2 separate regions of the Homo sapiens genome follow, and region 2 is linked to region 1. Evidence: read pairs that join two places in POLR2A ChIA-PET (ENCODE). Cell type or tissue: IMR-90. All regions are shown on one strand. Links, peaks and the distances in the headings refer to the core of each region. The heading gives the core; the rest is flanking DNA.

What was found. ChIA-PET counts read pairs that join two places held together with the same protein. Peaks named below come from ENCODE experiments on the same cell type or tissue, not always from the same donor. Only the 100,000 strongest peaks of a DNase experiment are listed, where the experiment ranks them.
Region 2: POLR2A ChIA-PET joins it to region 1 with 5 read pairs; 1 of 35 experiments calls an interaction of 5 or more read pairs at or near these places.

Annotation. Positions count from the first base shown.
Region 1 is chr15:51,184,853-51,201,670 of GRCh38, reverse strand. All of the region lies in intron 1 of MIR4713HG (MIR4713 host gene), which reads right to left. Among named protein-coding and RNA genes, the nearest start is that of MIR4713, 49 kb to the left of the region's middle. In IMR-90, for the core only: a CTCF peak has its summit at 8,810 (motif pointing right); a DNase peak (open chromatin) is centred at 8,830; H3K27me3 peaks cover 1,307 bases.
Region 2 is chr15:50,993,780-50,998,779 of GRCh38, reverse strand. It overlaps AP4E1 (adaptor related protein complex 4 subunit epsilon 1), which reads right to left. Exons shown (of 21, transcript NM_007347.5): 18 at 897-1,454. Among named protein-coding and RNA genes, the nearest start is that of MIR4713HG, 41 kb to the left of the region's middle. In IMR-90, for the core only: no CTCF peak of the experiment used is centred there; a DNase peak (open chromatin) is centred at 1,929.

The DNA of each region.
Region 1 (16,818 bases), core at 6,378-11,377:
ACTGTAATCCTGGTTTTTTTTTTTTTTTTTTTTTTGATACAGTGATCAACTAAAAGTGCTTTTTCCAGCCGGGCATGGTGGCTCGCGCCTATAATCCCAGCACTTTGGGAGGCCGAAGCGGGCAGATCACCTGAGGTCAGCAGTTCAAGACCAGCCTGGCCAACACGGTGAAACCCCATCTCTACTAAAAATACAAAAATTAGCCGGATGTGGTGGCAGGTGCCTGTAATCCCAGCTACACGGGAGGCTGAGGCAGGAGAATTGCTTGAACCTGGGAGGCAGAGGTTGCAGTGAGCTGCGATTGCACCACCGCACTCCAGCCTGGGTGAGACTCTGTCTCAAAAAAAAAAAAGTGCTTTTTCCACTCTTCTGAAGTTCCCATCAAACTCTTTACTCATAAGGATTCAAACTATGAAAATGTGTCTCTTCTTTCATCCCAGTGAATTAAGAATGGATATTACCATAATTAAAATCTTCTGTTAGGTATCTGACATCATTACTCATGTGGTTTCTTTGTTCATAGAATTTCCTCTGGAGGAGACCCTCCTGCCACCCTACCTCCTATTATATAGGAGATACATAATCAGGAAAAGTTTGAACTTGGTCTACTTAGAATTAAATTCTACTGTTTACCAGCTGTGTGTCCTGGGGCAAGTTGCTTAACCTCCTACAGCCTAGTTTTACTCATCTGTGAAACACATGCCCCACAGGATTCTTCCATTAGGCAGATCTTGAGTATTAGAACCCAGCATGTAAGGGGCAGCAACGATGTTCAGAGAATGTCTGTTTCCTTTCTTTGCTCTTCCTTTGGTCCTCTTCTCTTCACGTGGCTCTTAGGAAAATGAATACGCCAATTACATATTTTTGTTTTCTTCCTCCTCCTCCTTCTCCCTGGCCTAGAGGTCTTTCAAATCATTCATTTTGAAGAGAAGACTGTTCCTGATCTGGTCTTTAAAAGTGCATGTATACTTTTCTCCACATCAAAAGAAAACTATGTCAACTGAAAAAAAAAAAAAACTTTGAAACCAGTTTTATAAGTTGTCAGAATGAATTTGGGAATTTTCTACTGCTTAAATAACTCCATCTTATAGCAGAAATAATTTATTTTTGACCTATTAATCATTTATTTCTTCAACAAACATTTATTGCCACATACTATGTGCTGGACCTTGTTCTTAGTGCCTATAACTTTGCACTCTATATGTCAAAACAGAACTAACAAATAAGGTAACAAATAATGAAACACATCATTTCAGATAGTGGCAAGGGCTATGAAGCAAATAAACTGGGTAATGAGATAGTAATGGGGGACGGGGCTCTATTTTGGAATTAGATGCTCAGGTAAGGCCTCCCTGACATATTGAAGTTAAGATCAAACTGACAAAGAATAACCAGTCAAGATCTAGAGAAGAAAGTTCCAGGTGGAGGGAACAGCAAGTGAGAAGGCTCTCATGTGAGATCAAGCTTGGAATATTTAAGGGTGTATATTTGAGACGGAATATTTGACACAGGCAGAGTGGCTGCAGTGTCATGATCAGAGGGAACATGAAACAAGGTGAAGCTGGCAAGATGGACAACCACACTGGGCCGTGAGGGTCTCAGAAGGAAGCTGGATTTTAAATAGAAAGAGTTGCTGGATCTGGCTCATTCTAGCTCATGAGAGCCACTTGTTAAGTTTTCAGGGTTTTAAGAGCTGATTAATGTCAAATTGATAGCTTGAAATTGGCCATAGTGGGAGTATTTACACCATGATAATTGGCAAATACAACAAACCCAGGTTCTTCTCCCAGATCTCTCCTCCAAGAGAGCCAGTTGTTAAACACTTACCAGAACACCGCTGGTGTATGTGCCATTTAAGTGCAGTCGGAACTCACTAGAGGGTTTAAGCCGGAGGATGTTATGACCTAATATGTTTTAAAATAATCCCTCTGGCTGCTGCACGGAGAATGGCTCCTGGAGGATGAGAGGACAGCTGGGGCGGGTGTGGGAGGGGCAATAAGAGAGACTTGAACAAAGCTTTTCTGACTTGAAGTCCTGTGTTCATTTTACTATCACACAAGACAGACATAACTGATGCCCGCACTTAGTATTCTTTTCCTCTTTAAACTTTTGCTCTATAACCAGCTTTCTTCCTCACTTAAAATTACCATCAGACCAGACTTCACATCTGAATGTCTCAAATGAGTCAGAGCTTCAAAGACCCTCATACAGATTCTGGAAATAAAAATGACTAAGTTTCTTTAGGATGAAAGAACGGCACCTTTTCTTCTTGGAAATTAATCATATCTCAGGGTCTCGGGGAAATTCTTTATATGATTTTACTACGTTCATAGCTTAATGGAAATTTCTGGCTAGAGTGGGCACAATCCACCATCTACAAACCCTGAGGTATTAGAAGTTAAGAACGTTTTGTGTATGGCCACACAGCTATTTAGGGCAATATGAGGACTGGAAGCTCGGCCTCCCTATTCTCAGTCCAGGCTGTGCTCAGTAAAGTCTAGCTTTCCCTGCCAGGAAGCTCAGGCTACTGGCTGCCAGCTGTAGGGCTGTTTGCTGCCTCTGCAGTGGTGCCACCACCCCAGGGATGGGGTTTAAATCTCAGTTCAGCCCTGGAGGCCGCCTCCCAGCAGAGGGCCCTGCCAGCCTGGTTCTGGCCCTCTCTCCTGAACCATAAAGCAAGACCGTATCTCAGCCTGCCTGTGCAAGGCAAGGCAGAAATGGCAAAAGATGCCTTGCCCATTGATGAATGAAGCTGATTTTTTCAGCACTTCCCTCCTCTGAGGTCTGGACGTGGGCCAGCCTTGGTCTAGTTGGCCTATATTAAAGTTACTTTTTTTTTTCCTGATGAACTATGGTTCTATTCATTAGGGGGGAAATTGGAGGAAATGAATTGGTACATAAGTTTTCAAGTCATCCTTGTGTTTCTAAGGGACTGGCATCGAGCTCTCAGTAATAACACAGTCGTGAGATGCACAGATGGGAAGACGTAACCCTCTTTTTTTTTCCCTTTCTAAAAACTTTTTAATTGTGACAAAATATACATAACATAAAATGTACCATCTTAACCATTTTTTATACAGCTCAGTGGTACTTGTACATTCACCTTGTTGTATACCACTCACAGCAGAACTTTTTCATCTTGCAAAACTAAAATTCTGTACCCAGCAAACATTTTCATTTTTCCTTCCTCCCAAACCCCTGACAACCACCATTCTATTTTCTGTCTCTATGAATTTCATGACTCCAGATACCTCACGTAAGTATAATCACATAGGATTTGTCCTTATTGGCTTATTTCACTTAGCACAATGTCCTCAAGTTTCATCCATGTTGTGACATGTGTCCAAATAGCCTTTCTTTTTAAGGCTGAATAATGTTTCATTGTATACATATACTACATTTTATTATCCATTGATCTGTCTATATGCACTTGGGCTATTGTGAATAATGCTGCTACAAACTTTCATGTACAAACATCTCTTCAAGTCCCTGCTTTCAGTTATTTTAGATATATAGCCAGAAGTGGAATTGCCAGATCATACACTAATTCTCTTTTTCATTTTTTTTTGAGGAACTACCATACTGTTTTCCATAATGGCTATACCAATTTATATTCCCACCAACAGTGCAATTTTCTGTTTGTTTTTGTTTTCTTAAATAGTAGCCAGCCTGATGGGTGTGAGGTGGTTGAAAATTGACTTTTTTCTTTTTTTAAGAGACGAGGGCTCGCTCTGACACCCAGTCTGGACTGCAGTGGTGCAGTCATAGTTCACTGCAGCCACAAACTCCTGGGCTCAAGCTATTCTCCCACCTCAGCCTCCCAAGTAGCTAGAAATACAGGTACGAGTCACCATGTCCAGCTAATTTAAAAAAAAATTGTACAGACAGTGTCTCCTGTTGCCCAGGCTGATCTAGATAGTGGTAGCTATGCCCAGCAGCCAGACTAGGCAAGAAGCTGGTGAGATGTCCCTGTTATAGCCAAACCCTTGCCTTCCTTAGCTGGACTCCTCAGACCTGGCTACACAGCCTGGCTTCTGTCTCTCTTGTCCAAACAACTGATCCTGTAGCCTCAACTTGGGCTTGAAAAGCTACTTCCCACAGCCACTGTCAGGACTCCATCTTTTACCCCACATCCTTTAAATGCTGGGGATTAACCACAGCTCTAAATAGTTTGTTGTCCCAGAAGCCAAGTTCATTTACATTTATTTTAAGTAAGAAATTCTTTATGAGTGGTGTACATATATTGTGTGGTTTCTTGGAAAATGCAATATGTCTGCAAAGTAATTTTGTTATCATCTGGCTAAAACCCTTTATTTGTTAACCCATGGTCTTAAATAACTTGTTTCAGTTCATATTACTGAGGTACCATTTATAGAGACAAAGTGGAGCCAACAGTTGAGGGTGTTTTGCTGTGATTGAGGGATGGATTAGGAAAGGTGCCCTGAACCTGGCCACAAATGCAGGTGCAGGTGCAAATGCATAGACCCTGGGAAGCACAGGGAAGATTATAAAGTGAGAGGAAGCCCTGTTTCAAGTGCCCAGCTCACACTCTTGCCCGTTCCTGTCTCTGGCCCCTCTGCCACTGGCTCTCCCCTCTCTACCCCCAGTTCCTAGATCTGTGATCTGTGCCTCCATCATCCCTTACCTCTCCTCCAGATTTGTCTCTTCCCATGGTTTAGACAGGGCAGCAGATGCGGAATGACCATGGTGGGGAAAATGGCTGGATGAAGCTGGAGGATGTGGGCTGAAGAAACTGGAGGGCATGTCACATAGGGAAAGCAGGTGAGAGGAAGAAAGTGGGTTACATGATGGGACAGAGGAGGGACAAGAAACTAAAGTAGATTCACACCAGGACCCTCTGAAGCATGTGTGCCAGAGACTTGGCATGTTGGCCAGAACTTCTAGACCACTGGATCGTCTGCACGACACAGACAAACCCATGGAAGCCAGATCCTAAACCACAGGGCTGCCCCAACATCAAAGGCAAAATGGCATTATTTAGGAGCCCAGTTATCCTTGGAGGTCTCAGCTAGATTTTGAAACATATATATAAAGTTTTCCAATTATTTGCTTCACATAATTTTTCACTGGCTGTCTTACCTACACCTGAATTGACATAGTATAATCCTAAAATTATGTTGTTAGTTTACACATATCTAAAAGATTCCACTACAATTCTTTCCGTAAGTCTCAAATGATTAAATGTAATCATTAATGTAATATGATCATTACATATCACTGTAATGATAAAGTTTATTAATGTGTATCAAAGGTTCCCACCAGCTACCCGGCCTCACATTCTTTCAGGAGGGTTGATTATTGTCTTCCCAGGGTGCTGGACATGGTACCTGGATGATATCTCTGTTGTAGTTAATCCTCTAATGCTTGGCTGGTATCTATAATTTTGGTGCTTTACAATAAAGAAACGTGTGTCCCTGTTCGCTATGCTGAGGAAGACTCCTATCTAAGGCTGTGTCTCCAGCTACCTGGGACTAGTGCTGCTCAGTTCCTATGCTGCAGCTACTGGTACCGCAAATCCCTCGCCGTGGTGCAATCACACTTGATCCACATGTGACCCACGTGTGAAATGAATTTTATTACATATGATTTCGGAGTTGAGCTAAGTGCGAGGTGTGATGTGGTATAGTGTTTAGGGGTTGTGACTCCTAAGAGGAAGGGGCAGGAACACAGGGCAGCTATGCCAAGGACACCCAGGGGACATGCAGGAACTTCGTCTTTGATTAAAAAAAAAAAAAGCGAGCCTGATCAGGACAGCAAGGACTCTTTTCAAATTGTGACCCAGGTGACTAAATGAATAGAGTCACAACTATGTGTGCCTTTGGAAACCCTCTGAGACAACCTCATCATGTAGTTGTAACTACACTGTGACTACACTTTAATTTCATCATAACTTTCACTGTCTTTAGCCGTGTTTGGGGTCCTTGATTACTTTAATAAAGGCAGTAGTAGCATGAAGCACACTGTGAACACAGGAAGTTAGGAAATCATTGGCTCACATGGAGCCTTTTAGGCCAGTGGCCTCTGCCGTGCACAGCCCAACACTATTTCTTATTCATCTCTCTTCAAAATTGTCCACTGAAGGCAATTCCAAAAAAAAAAAAAAAAAAAAAGCCATTCCAAAATTCTTCCAAGCAGTGGCAGCATCATTAGAATAACAGTATGATCCCTAAATTTAACGTAGAAGTTCTGGTATGTCTACTGAAAACCAATATTATTCCATTAAAATCACACTTCATTCAGGGGGTTAGGACTGTCTTTTCCTTCATATTTTCAGGGTGTTTCCAAACAAGAGGATCATTTTGAAGCCAGATTGCTAATGTACCTAAAACATTAAATATAATGTGAAATCCTTATTTTCTAATTTAAAAAATGTAATTCACTTTGTAGCTGAAATCAAAACAGAAACGGATGAAATGCAGTTATTAAAATTCAAAGCTGAAAATAAGTGGAAAATAGGAAAGATAGGTGATGAGTTGACTACTGTCCCATAAGAGACAGCCCCTGTTTGTGGCCATTTCTGGACATGTTTTTCTCAATAAAGTAACATGGATGTGGGCTTTTAGGGTGAGTAAAGTACAGTTTTATAAAAATTTTGTAATGTGCTAGTGTTCCCGTACTTTTTACTGTCTGGTATCCTAAGCATGAAGCATGTCCAAGTTTAAAGTAGGAAAACAATAGTCCTAGTGATGCCGAGAAACTCAATTATTCCTCAGAATGCCATGGTCATCTGCACACAAAATGTACCTTTAATGTGACTGTGTAATTTGTAAAGTTGACAAATAAAGTGCTATGAATACTCCTCTCCTCTTTGTGGAAACTGTCTATTTGTTAAAAATTGTTATCCCCACTGATGTCCTTCATCTCCAGAGAATACAGAAGTAAGAGTGGCTTAGACCAGGTCTTCTCAAAGTGTACCCATAGGCTGGGGCTAGTCTGCAAACTGTTTGAGGGTTCCTGGTGAGATAAACATAGATACAAAATCGGTGTCTAGAAAATTTACAGCAATTTGACAACAGCCACATCATTAAGCACATCACCAGAGGATTTGCCTCATGAAAAAGAGTAGAGGCTGGGCATGGTGGCTCACACCTCTAATCCCAGCACTTTGGGAGGCCAAGCCAGGGGTGGATCACTTGAGGTCAGGAGTTTGAGACCATCCTAGCCAACATGGTGAAGCCCCAACCCTACTAAAAGTACCAAAATTAGCTGGACTGGTGGCATATGCCTGTAATCCCAGTTACTTGGGAGGCTGAGGCAGGAGAATCGCTTGCACCTGGGAGGTGAAGGTTGTAGTGAGCTGAGATCACACCACTGCACTCTAGCCTGGGTGACAGAACAAGACTCTGTCGAAAAGAAAGAAAAAAGAAAAGAAAAGAGAGAGAGAGAGAGAGAGAGAAAGAAAGAAAGAAAGAAAGAGAAAGAAAGAAAGAGAGAGAGAAAGGGAAAGAAAGAGAAAAACAGAGAGAAAAGAAAGAAGGAAAGAAAGAGAAAGAAAGAAAGAAAGAAGGAGAAAGAAAGAAAGAAAAAGGGAAGGGAAGGAAGAGTAGAGACTAGTTTTGGTGGTCTTCATTTCATTTTCTAATAATTTATTTTTATCGCATTTTTTAAAGTGTCAGTCCCTATGGGTTGAAAACTAAGAAAAATAATTTGTCCTTCACCCCAGGAACCCTGCCTTAGGCTCTGCTGAGGCTGAATATATGTGTATATATGGGTGCCCCAAAATAAATACAAAAATTCTCTGGAAAGTCTTGTTTCTTTAGAAAACACCAGGGTTGAACATGAGGTCACATTAATAGCAATAGTCACGTACGGCTGGCTGTACCTCCCACCCCTGCTGGCACAGGAACTCCGACCCCTACAACATTTCCCTTGGGAATTTCTGGGCTCCTCAGGCATCCATTCCTGGACCACAACAACTTTATGTGCCTCCCCAGAGTTCCTCCGCTCCAGCTTTTCTGGGAACTTCAGCCATTTGCTCAACAGAAAGTGCCGGCAGCTCCCTTCCCCTCATTTCTTGATAGCTCTCGCTGTCTCAGCTGTCCTGGGTTTGGACTTGTCAGGAAGTGAGAGGCAAACTGGCCTCAAGACCAAGAAGCACAGGCTAGTTTCTTTCTGAACCATAAGATTCCCATTCTTAGTGAACAGGGCCTGGGGACCTCATACAAAGCTGGCTCAGGTTGGGGGTCAGGGTGGGCAGCTGGAGTTAGCAAGTTGTCTGGCCACAGGGGGATGCAGGTGAGCAGGGCTGGAGATGTGGTATGGGCACTGGGGAAGACCTTTGGGGAGAGAATGTGAGATCCAGCGAGGAGACCTGCTTAGAGGAATCTTTAAAGAGCTTACAGGTAGAGATTTCAGATCGAAGGACCATTAGACGTCATGTAGTCTAATGCCTCCTTTTACAAATTAGGACACAGCTTCAGACAGGATACCTGCCGCTGGAGTAGGTGACCCTTGGACAAGAACCCAGAGCCCCCTGAATGGTGTTCCAATGCTTTTAAAGATGATCTCTAATTCCCCACCGTCCTCCCCCAAGCCCCACTGTTTCCACCCCACATCCAGTGACTACACAAACTAGCTTTGCCAGGAGAGCAACCAATTTTAACCAGCCCATCCTAAGACATTCCTATATGTCAGAGCCCAGGTCCCAGTTTGGGGTTATGGCAATTCACCACTCCCCTACAATTACGGAAGCCCAAGCAGCAGCCGGGGTTTCACTCAGCCTCGCTCTCTTTTCCAGGGTGCTCTTGCAAGGAGTCGGGAGAGAGCCCTGCTATGCTCACATCCGCCAGCAGGGGGCAGATAGGGAAAAGGTTTACCGGCTTTGAAGCCGGGCAGCTCCCGGTAGAGGGGAGCCTGCCTGCCTTGGTTTCTAGCAGGGCTGCTCACTGAACTGGGCTGCCTGCCAGGGGCCAGCAGTAAAAAGCCAGTCAGGTTGGTATTACTGTCTGGTAAAATGAAAATACCCCTAAATGCTCATTTGCTCCATCATTTCAGATTCCCTAGTGGCTGGCTCCAATCCGGGCACTTGAGTTTACATCATAACCTGGTCGCTGAAGAGCTGTGACCTTGGGGAAGTTACTCTGTGGTTTCCACATTTGAAAAAGCGGAGAACCATAGTGCCCACCTACTGGGGTTGTTGGGTGAAACAAATTAGAAATTTCCTGCTATGTAGTAAGTACTCAATACATATTAGCCAGCAATAATACGTGATTTTACTTTTAACTCATCCTTTAAACAAGTATTTATTGAGCATCTACTATGCTTAAGGCCCTGACCCAAACAAGCGTTTAGAAGACAGAAAAATTAATAAGACGCTCCTTCAAAAATGTTACAATTATTTTCTATCATTTATCTATTATCAACACTGTAATCTCTTATTTCTTTGATTGCCCCTGTTATGAGGAAGCTCAGCACCAAAGCTGAAGGCCTATCTTTGCTGCTCTTTTGATCCTCAGGACCAGCGGCTCTACATGCTTCTTTTCTGTTGGTTCTCGTATTCCATTCTATTTTATTTATTAAGTCACTGCATACATCTCTTGCCTGACCTGCTCCATGCCGGGGTCTGGGCTTGCTGCCTTACTGATGGGAGTCAGAGCGGAGCACTTTGGGGAAAGGAAGGCCACTAACGGGTCTGGGCTTGCTGCCTTACTGATGGGAGTCAGAGCGGAGCACTTTGGGGAAAGGAAGTCCACTAACCCCCCTCCCCCACCTCCCCCCCAACCACCGGCAAAAAAAAAAAAAAAAAAAAAAAAAAAATATTTACAGGTAAGGAAGTGACTAACGAGGCCTGAGGGGATGAGAGACGGAGGAGAAACAGCAACAATGAAAACACCTCTGAGAAAGACAGGATCGGAGACTCTGGGGAAAGAAAGAAAACACAGTGAAAGTAAAGACCTTGCCAAGGGCCAGCCCATCATGCGGGCAGAGAAGAAAAGAAAGGGACAAAAGAAAGGGACGATGTGGAAGTGTGAGCTGAAAAGCACAGGTTCAGAAATAAGTTGCTTTTAGTATCCATTTCAGGAGCAGAGCAAGGGACAGCGAGGCCAACTAGCGATAGATTTCCCATCAAGAGACAGAGAAGGGCAGGGGGTAGAAATCACTGTTTCCGGAGTGGAAAAACACAACTGAGTGTCTGAAGGGAGAAAGTCACAGCGTCAGCTGGCTGGACAGCTGAGTGTCCAGGTTCACCGGCCAGCTCGGGCAGCTGCTTTCGTCCCCTCACCCCTGAGCCAGTCTGTAGCCAGGATGTAAATAAGTCACCTGCATATGTTAAAAATATAACAGGACAGCCACTGGCCTTGCTCAGCAATGTTGAAGAATCCTGCAGATGGAATGGTGCACTTCAAGGAAGAGAAAGTACAAAAGAAAAATTGCTGATTATGGCAAAGGAGATAACAGGCTGATTCATCTGTTAAGCCTGGGTCAAGAAAATGTCTTGGCCAAACAACTGACCACTTTTCTTTTAAAGACTAAGAAGACCCCATAAAAATGTGCACCTCTGTTGGCCAAAAGGTATGTGCTGGAACCATACATTGGAAACTGCCCCCAATGTCTGCCAATTGCAGAATGGGTGAATACATTGTATTTTGAGACAGCAATGAGAATGACAAACTTCAACTACATACAACAATGTGGCTGAATCTCACAGCAGAACGTTTTGGTTTCTGTGCCCCCTCCCAATAATAAAGCAAGTTTCAAATATATACATAAAATTGTTTCAACATTTCTTTACGCCATATAAACTTGCAGTTGTTTTGACTTCTTTGAACCAGTTGTAACATCTTACCAGTTCCCTCGTTCAACTAGGGAGTTAAATAAAATCTTTGATATGTGTTCATTGTACATTTCCATGAGAACCATGATTTTACTTATTTAAAAAGACTATCCTCTATCACATGGGAAGAGGTCAGGTTCAGATGCGTGGCCCCTGGGTTTCCTGAGGAAGGCCCCCTCTTCACTGTACCATGATCTGCTGGCAGGAGGCCCAGTGGACCTCATAGGGCAGGCGTGAGGCCAGGGCCCAGGTTGGCCTTGTCCTCCGCTTCCTGGCCAGGGTTGGCATGGACAGCGGAAGGCAGAGTGGATTTTGGAAGGAACTCTGCCTGGCCCAAAGGCAATAAACAGTGAGCAGGGAAGGATTGTGGCAAGGCCAGAGCTGCGGGCCCCATCATGGGCTGCCCAGGGGCTGAGGGACCAAACTGGATTGCTGGAATTTGGTGGTGCAAAAAAAGAAAACAATGTGGCTAACTGGGGAGGCGCAAACACAGGATCCTGAAGGACTGAGGTTTAGGTTCTTCTTTCCCTGTCCCATCACGCCTGTACAGGAATTTCTTTTAAGAGAAGAAGTAGCTAGTGATGGCAGTCGTAATGGCTGGCATTTATTAAGCATTTGTTCTTTGCCAGGCAGGATGCCCAGGGAGCAGCATGTCCTGTCATTTCATTCCTCATTTATCACATGCTAAAGGCAACCGTATGAGGGGGTGCATGTTACTGCCTCTTTCTAGCTGGGAAGTGACAAGGAGCTGGGATTTAAACCCAGGCTAAGCCAATCAGCCCCACTGTGTGTGGAGCAGGCTGAGAGGCCTGATCCTAGATGCTAGGATGTGAGGGTGGATCTGACGTGCTGGCAGGACCTCCAGGCAGCACTGTCCAGCCAGAAGTTGAAATGTAGGGCTGATGCTAAGGAGAGGTCAAATATGTTATTCATTTAGCATATATTAATAGAGGTTCTCCTAGGAAAGGGAACTAGGTCCCTTTTCTAGTTCTGTGGTCTGGGCAAATTAACAAATTCCCCAAGTTTCATTTCTTCCTCTTTAAAATGTCAGTGATACCACAGTACCTATTTCCTGGGTTGGGAAAGGGCAGTGTGAAAATTAAGTAAGGTGATATACGTGAGGCTCTTGGTACCACCTCTGCCCTGAACATGTGATAAATGGCAGCTATTTTCATTGTTATTGTCCACGAGAGACTGCAGCTTCTGGTGGAGGATGCATTGAGTAAGTGCTTGTGGCTCTTGGGTTTTTTGATCAACAGAGCACTATTCATCATTATTATTTTCCCATGACCTAAAAAACACATTGTAACCCTCCCAAGGTGAAGTATAGAACGAAACTAAAAATAAGTCAAGTTATCATTAATTTACCAAAGCAAAAAGTAAGTATTTTACAATTCTTAACCACAGGAACAAAGATGCATAAGGAATCTCTTTCTTTCTTTCTTTCTTTCTTTCTTTCTTTCTTTCTTTTTTTTTTTTTTTTTTTTTTTGAGACAGGGTCTCTCTCTGTCACCCAGGCTGGAATACAGTGGCATGATGTTGGCTCACTGCAACCTCCACCTCCTGGGCTCAAGCAATTCTCCCACCTCAGCCTCCTCAGTAGCTGGGACCAGCAGGCCCAGCTAATTTTGTATTTTTTGTAGAGGCAGGGTTTCTCTATGTTGACCAGGCTGGTTGTGAACTCCTGGGCTAAAGCAATCCGCCCACCTTGGCCTCCCAAAGTGCTGAGATTACAGGTGTGAGCCACCATGCCTGCACAGGAATTTCTTTTAAGAGAAGAAGTAGCTAGTGATGGCAGTCGTAATGGCTGGCATTTATTAAGCATTTGTTCTCTGCCAGGCAGGATGCCCAGGGAGCAGCGTGTCCTGTCGTTTCATTCCTCATTTATCACATGCTAAAGGCAACCACATGAGGGGGTGCATGTTACTGCGTCTTTCTAGTTGGGAAGTGACAAGGAGCTGGATTTAAACCCAGGCTAAGCCAATCAGCCCCACTGTGTGTGGAGGAGGCTGAGAGGCCTGATCCTAGATGCTAGGATGTGAGGGTGGATCTGACATGCTGGCAGGACCTCGGGCAGCACTGTCCAGCCAGAAGTTGAAATGTAGGACTGATGATAAGGAGAGGTCAGACATGTTATTCATTTAGCATATATTAATGGAGGGCCTATTATGTGTCAGGCACTGTTCTAGGCTGAATAAAACAGGCAAAAATCCCTGCTTCCATAGGGCTATAATTTCAGTGGAGCATTTAGATACTAAACATCATAAATAAGTAAAACATATAGTATGTTAGCTAGGGATAAGATTGGTAGAGAAAATTAGAGAGAGAAAGGATACAGAGAGCCAGGGGTGGGGGTAGAGTGTGCAAGTGTACTTAGGGTGGTCAGGGAAGGCCTCATTTAGGGGCATTTGTGTAAAACCTGAAGGAGGTGAGGGAATAAGCCATGCAGCTCTTTGGGAGAAGAACATTCTGGATGGCGGGAACAGCGGTGCAAAGGCCCTAAGGTGAGAGGACACTTGTCATGTTTGAGGAGCAACAGGAAGCCATTGTGGCTGGACCAAAGTGGATGAGGGCACGCATGTTAGAGACGTGTTGGAGAGAGGCAGGAGGTGCAGACCCAGAGGGGCCTTCTATGCTGAGTGACTCGAAGGTGGTCCTGAGCAGACCAAATACACGGGCTGGCTTAGGTAAAAGAACTATTCTGGTCACTTCATGGACAATGAAGTCTAGTGGGGCAGGGGTGACGCAGGAAATCACTCAGCAGCCACTTACAGTAGCTCAGACAGGAGACGGTGGTAGTTGGAACAGAATGGCAAGGGCTTCGGGAGAAGTAATGAGATTCTGGGATTTGGGAGTCTTCAGAAACCTTTGAGACTATCCTTTGAGGGGTATTCCAACATGTGGCCTGATCCCAATAACCTTTCTTGGAAAGCCCTCTCCTGGTGTCTCCAGGATAATGGAACACATTACCCATGAAAAAGAAGCCTTTCTGGCCCCTACCACGTGTCCGGGCACCGGGCCAGCTTTTTCTCTATCCACCAGTGATTCTGGGCCCCTCTCTAAGACATGAACAGTGGCAGGTAATGAACATCGAAAGCCCCTTAACTTCCCCTCAGATTTTCCTCAGAAACAAAGCAAATGCCACCAGGAGCAATGTTCCAGTTTCTATTGTTGCTTTAAAAACACCCTAAAACTTTACGACATAAAGCACTATGTTCTTAAGCTCTCGGATTCTGTGGGTCAGTAACTCTGAGAGGGTACCATGGGGGTGGCTTGTCTCTGCCCCATTATGTCTGGACCCTCCACTGGGAAAGCTCAATGGCTGAGGGTGACTGACGGATGACAGGGGCTGGCATCACCTGGAGCTGTCCTTGCTCACGTTCTGGCTGTCGGCTGGGATCTCAGCTAGCTACTGGGCAGAACATCTACACTTGGCCTCTCCCTATGGTCTCCTTGTATAGGGTGGTGTGGGCTTCCTCCACGCCACAGTAGCTGGGTCTGGAAGGCCTGTGTTATGTGCATGAGACCTGACCCTGCAGCAGCCACCTGGCAAACAATGGAGATACCAGAAAACAAAGTTGCCATGCTGCAGATAGCAAGATGAGGAGGTGGAAAGTACTAGGGGCCCTGAATTAACCTGGGGCACTCTACCTCAAATTTCCTGTTTGGTGAAATCAAATACATTTTCTGTATTGCTTAAACCAGTTCAAGTTGGGGTTTTCTGTTATTGCCGCTAAAGGCAGCATAACTGATACAGCACTCTTGATCTGCCACGTCTCTGTGGCTGCATACTCCGGAGAAGGAAGCCAGGGTTGGAGCATCACCACCCACAACAACTGATGTCCTGCTGCCAGCAGACAGCTGCTGCTTCCTGGGGCAGCTGGGATCAGGGGTCCCTATGGTGGTTCATGCATGAGCTGTCAAGACATGATTCTCGGCATCTTCCCCCATAAAGGCAAGGAATCAATTCTTTGCAGTTCTCAAGAACTCACACCCAGGGAATGGAGGTGGGGGTGTGTGGGGAGTAGTTCTGATGTGTGGTAACTTGATGGTGGTGAAACAAAAAAATGGAAAATACTAGGAGGAGAAAACCGTTCAGACATGGCCCCATCACTCTAACTCCCAGGGAGTTGCTCACCTGAAGCCGTGCGTATGGTGAAAAAAGAGGCTGTTAGTGTCCCAGACACATCCCTCAGACCTTTCAGTGGACTTCAGCCAACTTCAAACTGTGTGTCTCTATGCCTGTGCCTGGGACTTTTTCCAAAACTGTGGAAAACCCCTCAACTCACATGCAACGAAAGCCAGAAGTGGGGGAGAATTAACACCCCTAGGGAGCAGACTTCTACCAATGCACCTGGAAGCTGCTGTATAAACACCCCCGTCCTCTCCCTCGGGTGGTAATATTCTGAGGTGTGTGTTTGATATTGGTTTCCAGAGCTTCCCCACAGGACTAAGCTCCATCTGCCTGCTATGAGAGCTGGTGGAACTGCATCCTTTGTTGGCTGCCTTCCTTCCTGAATCACTTCCCCATTTCCCCCTCCCCTACTGACATTCTCTGCCCCTCCCAGATAAATTGCCTATGCTCAAATCTGTCTCAGCATCTACTTCCGGGGGGGCCCAAACTAAGGCAGTGATCAAAAGGAGGTGGTTGGTTGAAGAAGATGGGAAAAGATTGACGATAATCTCTGCAGGATGAAGTGACAATCGAGCCACAGGGTTCTTTTACTAGGAAGCTCCAGAAGTCATGAAACCAGGGCTTTTTTTGACTTGCCAACTGGGAGATGAGCTTCCTAAATTTTCAAGGCCCGCTGGTAGCTCACGGGTATCTAGTTGTTGAGCCTTCTGTATGTACAGGGGCCAGGGCACCATTAATGCCATTCCGATTGGATCCAATCCCAACAGCACCCGTGAGCAGCATTTCACACTGATGATCTGCTCATCCGCTCATCTCCTATCTCCCTGCAGCTGAGGAAACCTCTCAGCAGTGATCAGCATCGAGAATGGATCTTCTTTTGTTCTTGTTCACTCAATGTGTTTATTTTCAAGATTGCATTTGTGGAAAGCATTTAAACAGCACCGTTTATAAGAAAACAAAAGTCACCAGATGGAAAAATAGAATAAGAAACACACACACCCACAAACTCCCCAAGCAATATAGCCAGGGCAGCGGGAGTTATTGTTGTCTTGCTGTCGTGGATAATGCAGCTGTGTTGGAAAAGCTGTCTGCTTTTGACAGCCTAGAATTTTCAAGAGGGAACTGAACACAGGTCAACAGAATTCTGTGCTGCAATTCACTTCTTGAGAAAGTTTGACAAACCTTCCTCTTCCTCCTAGGACAGAACAACAGCTACTAGAATTACCATATATGTTGAATTATAAAGCACAGGCAAGTTTCTCTTGCAATAATGCCTTACAGTTGGCCCATATCTTATTTGGACAGATAACGTTCTTTCTTATGTTCTCAAGAGCCTTAGCAACACCCTTAGCCACTGACTGGCTGCACAGCCAGGCTGATATGAAAACAAGAAAGATAGCGGCTGTTTCTGAGGCTGAGACAAACATCACCTCCTCCCCTTGAGGAAATCAAGAAAACCAAACTGCTTTCCCCTCTCCCCGACTCCACCATCAAACACACCATGATTTTGCCTATACCAAGGGTTGAAAACCTTCAGCAATATGCCAACTTTCAGTCACAAGTAACTCCTGGCCATGACTTCCTCCCTGCCATTCCTTCTCCCAATAGCCAACATGGGAGAAAAAAGATGGCAGTGTGAAAAGATGCTCAAGTCAGGACTGGTGTTCTGGGTCCTGTGAGGAGGAGTCTTAACATTAATTTTACCTGGACTGATCTTAGCTGGACCCCCACCCTCCACCCACAGCCATTCTGGGTGTGGCGTGCTCAGAAGACGGCAACAGGTCGCAGCTGCTGCAGCAGGGGGATATTATGCAGCATGGCTGCCCTGGCAGCAGTCAGGGAGTATTGAGCCCCACACTCAGACAGACACTTAACTGTGTGACACTCA
Region 2 (5,000 bases), core at 1-5,000, 200 kb after region 1:
AATTTTTAAAAGAATTTAAATATAAATATAAATACAAATACAGATGTCATCTATTCTCATTCTCTACCCTCAAGCTTTGGTGGTAGAGTTAAAGCAACTGGGAAGGGTTTGGTCTGTTTTTTTAAGTTCCACAGATGATTCTTTTTTTTTGAGATGGAGTCTCACTCTGTCACCCAGGCTAGAGTGCAATGGTGCAATCTTGGCTCACTGCAACCTCCGTCTCCCAGGTTCAAGCAATTCTCCTGCCTCAGCCTCCTGAGTAGCTGGGATTACAGGTGCGTACCACCATGCCCAGCTAATTTTTGTATTTTTAGTAGAGACAGGGCTTCACCATGTTGGTCAGGCTGGTCTCAAACTCCTGACCTCGTGATCCACCCACCTCAGCCTCCCAAAGTGCTGGGATTACAGGCATAAGCCACCGCACCTGGCCCCACAGGTGATTCTAAAGCACATCTAGTATCAGGAATTTTTGCTCTGGTCAGTGGCCCAGACAATATCCCATTCAACACATTCTAGCTCATAGAAGAAACTGGGCCAGTTTTGTGGAAGATAAATATACTAGTCAAATCTCATTATAAATCCACCAAGGACATCCATACAATAATGCAATTAAACATACTTCCAGCAATCACAATGGCAATCTGTTAGAGCTAGGGAAGAAAGAGAACTGATGTCTGAGCACTTGGTATATAAAAATAAATTGGTGAGAGAAAGAAGTAAGCAGTATACACATTTATTCTTCAATATCCTTACTCCTTAATCTTCTACTTTGCTAAATAATTTGAGAATTTCGTTTTAGTGTTTATGACAAAAGTGAAGGAGACATTTAAAGAGCACAGGAAAAGAGAACACAAAATATACACTGAAAATAAAACAATAATACCTTTAAATTTTACCTTGAAATTTTCTGCAGGAAAAATTTCTAAGTCAGCACTTTTCAATTCCAAACCACTCTTATTAGTGACTGACCAGACCATCAATAAACAATCATCTTTCCAAATTTTATAAGAAGACACTGATATAGTTTCATTATTACAGACTTCCATAGCATTTGAGTGTATGTATTCAGTAGTTTCTTCCAAAAAAGATGAAGCTAAAGAGCTTTCCTTGGCAACTGAGGCTGCAGTAGATTGAGGAGGGTGAAAAATTTCCATGTTGTTATTAGCAAACAATGAAGGTGTAGACAGACTACAATATGAGAATTTCTCAACCAAGGGCAGTTCTGTGAGTGACTCAGAATCCAAAAGTTCTGAAGTGAGAGAAAATTTCTTTAATTCCTTGTCTCCTGTATCGTGCAAAGTATTCGAATAATAATCATCTTCATATGCCACATTTGACAAAGAACTAAAGGAAGAACAGGTCATATTATGAGTACTGGTTGTTTCGCCACTTTTAGCTTCTTTGACTTTTGATTTCCTTCTGAACTTGTGAGAGACAGTATCTGCTTTTCCCAGCTGCAAAAATAAAACATAATAATATAAAAAGAAATCATTCTACTAGTCATGAGTTTTAAACATTCATCTATAATTTCAAATCAGCAATATAACAATTTGCTAAGGTTCTATCTATAAAGAATAAATTAGTAAAGAATCAGAGATAAATAACATGTTAAGCCCTAAAATCCTGACAGCTATATAACTTTGAACTATTAGCTAAATCTTATTTCTCATAAAAAACACATGGAATCCGAAGAAGAAATAAGGTCCAAAAGTCAGTCATGAACAAAAAACTTGTTAGATTTCAGAATACTAGAGTATAGAACTGAACAAATTAAAAAGCAGTGAGAAACTTCACCATTTTTTGAGTTGCCATAGTTGTTCTGTATAAGCCTAAGTTACTCTTGAATGCAGGGATGACCCAACCTCTGTTTTAGTCATCTATAATAATCATGATTTCATGGCCTGTAAGTTAGTAAGCAGAAAGAAAAACTGGTTTTACCTCAAGAATTAACTGGCAGTAGCTGACTGGAACACTCAGCAGGAAAGAACTCAATAACTGACTAGTGATGTTTGCCACACATTCAGGAGATAGAATGGCAAACTTGACATCGTTGGTCCAAACTTTCTGAAGAATGGTCTGTGAATCTATGTAAGAGGAGTGATGGTTCAAGTGTTCCCTTGCCTAGCAAAGTTCTATTTAGAATCAGTGCAGCAGACTGGCACTACTCTCCACCTCCACTCCCCCGGGGGGCTTTGACACTACACAGCATCCTTTACATGATTCTAGTTGACCAGAATTCTAGTTCCCTTTTCTTATCTTCTCTGTCACTCTCCTCAAGCCCCAACACCTTCTTCCAACTCTGAACAGATGATTTTTGTCTCTTACCTCCAAATTCAGAAGTCACCTAATAAGAACTAACATTTTATTAACACAAAAACAAGGGGGCACAAAAACTACTGTAGTTATTTTCGATAGTTACTAATAACTATCAAATAGTAGTTATTTTCAGTAGTAATGGGACTCAAGGTAGATGTGTATTAGAGGTCAGGCATGGTGACTCATATCTGTAATCCCAGCACATTGGGAGGCTGAAGCAGGCGGATCACTTGAGGCCAGGAGTTCAAGACCAGCTTGGCCAACATGGTGAAACCCCGTCTCTACTGAAAAAAAAAAAAAAAAAAAAATTAGCCAGGCGTGGTAGCGCATGCCTGTAATCCCAGCTACTCGGGAGACTGAGGCAGGAGAATTGCTTGAACTTGGGAGGCAGAGGTTGCAGTAAGCTGAGATCGTGACACTGCACTCCAACCTGGGTAACAGAGCAAGATTCTGTCTCAAAAAAAAAAAAAAAAAAAAAAAAAAGATGTATATTAGACTGCTTGTTACTGTCCCCCAAGTCACTGATGCTCTCTGTTCCTTTTTTCTTTTTTTGGTCTTTTCTGGTCTTTTTTTTTTTTGGTCTATGTTTCATTTTGGATAGTTTCTATTACTTTGTCTTCAAGTTTAATGATCTTTTCTTCTGCATTGTCAATCTGTTATTATTCAGAAGCTATACATGCCAGAAGACACCGTAGTGACATCTTTGTTAAAATGCTTGAAGAAAAGAAACAGTTTAGCACTGCATACTCAGAAAAAAATGTCTTAAAAATGAAGGTGAGGCCGGGCATGGCGGCTCACACCTGCAATCCCAACACTTTGGGAGGCCAAGGGAGGCGAATCACTTGAAGTCGGGAGTTTGAGACCAGCCTGGCCAACATGGTGAAACCCCATCTCTACTAAAAATATAAAAATGAGCTCGGCGTGGTGGCACATGCCTGTAATCCCAGCTACTGGGGAGACTGAGACAGGCGAATTGAGGCGGAGGTTGCAGTGAGCCAATATCATGCCACTGCGCTCCAGCCTGGGTAACAGAGTAAGACTCTGTTTCAAAAAAAAAAAAAAAAGAAGGTGAAATAAGCCAAGGGTGAAAAAAATAATAAACCTTGGCCTTTCTAAAGTGATATAAAAAATTAATTCAAAATGGATCACAGACCTAAAAATAAAAGCTAGTTAAAATGAAATACATCAATAGAGCCTTGATGTATGAAACTGAGAACGCTAAACGTAAGAAAAATCAGTAGGGAACAGGATTTCTGAAGAAAAACAGCCATCCAAAATGAGGCATGACACAGAAGGAGCACATTCAGTTAGTCCCAATCCTGTCTGCTTTGCCCCAGTATCAGAGGAAGGGTCGGGGCTGAGAAGTGAGAGGATACATGCTAATTTTATGTCATTGTTAACTGTTCCTCCTTCTTTATGCATCTAAGTTACAACACAATTCCTTACGGAATTCAGGGTCTCATAAAACAGAGAAATACACTCCTTTTTCTACTCTTCAGTGATAGCTGGGTGGGAATGAGGGGGAATTATAAGGGGTAAGTCAAAAAGGATTTAGCATCATTAACAGAAAAAACATCCTAATAATATTTCCGATTTCAAACTCACCACAAAAAATCTAATATCACCCTGAATGTTCTCCTAAGGAAAAAATCTAACTGAAAGCTATGCACTTGTTAAATAGGCAGGAATACTTCTATACCAGCAATGAGGTTCACAAACCAGGGCTCCATGAGCCTGGGTGTAATCTGACTTTGGTGTGCTCTTACCAAGCATTCCACTGGTACCCACCCTCTCATCACAGCCTGCCAGAACAACTCAAAAACCCAAGATCAGTCACTTTACTGCTGATCTGCAAATGTCAACTCGGAAAATATTAAGATACATTAGTTATTAATATTTTTAGGCTGAATCTGTTTTTTCTTAAGAGAAAATATCAAGTCTGACAGAAATGGGATCTAGACTGGTGAGTCTAGAAAAGAAAGAGACAAAGATAAAGAGTATATAGTATGGTATACCATCTGGCCTGGTACTGACAGGAATGAAGGGGAAATTTCACCATGGGAGGAGGAGGATGAAAGACCTGGGATGTCACTCTAATCAAAATTTTGTACAAGGTGGGTTCATTAGCCACCAAAAGGAGGATACATTACATGGTATTCTCAGATGCTCAAAAACAGCACCTGTCCTTCACTCCAACTTGTCATTCTTTTACTATGAAAATAATTTCTCAGTATAAAAAGTTTAAAAATCATAATCTTAATATCTGAATATAATTATCATTTTTGTATAATTCCTTTCAGCCTTAGGTATAAACAAGGCATAAATAAAACTTTATACTCTGTACTTTTTGTTTAATATATCATTTAAGTATTTTTTCATTTTACAAAGCAATATTATTGATCATTCTTAGAGCTGAATAATGTTCTGGGAGAATAGAATTTATGTAATACAATTTTGAGGAGTACTTTTTACAAAGATATATCAATACTGTTGAACGATTATTATTCATCCCCCTTCCCTTTGAGAACTGCCCCGTCCACCCACAGGGGTGAGAGTGGCTGTGGTCATACCTGTAACCTTATTTGGAGCCTGACCCTTGTCCACTGACTGGGCTACAGAGAACACCTGACTCAAGTTGAGCCAACTGCATTTTCTCTTTCAGGAATATAAAAAGCTGTGTCATT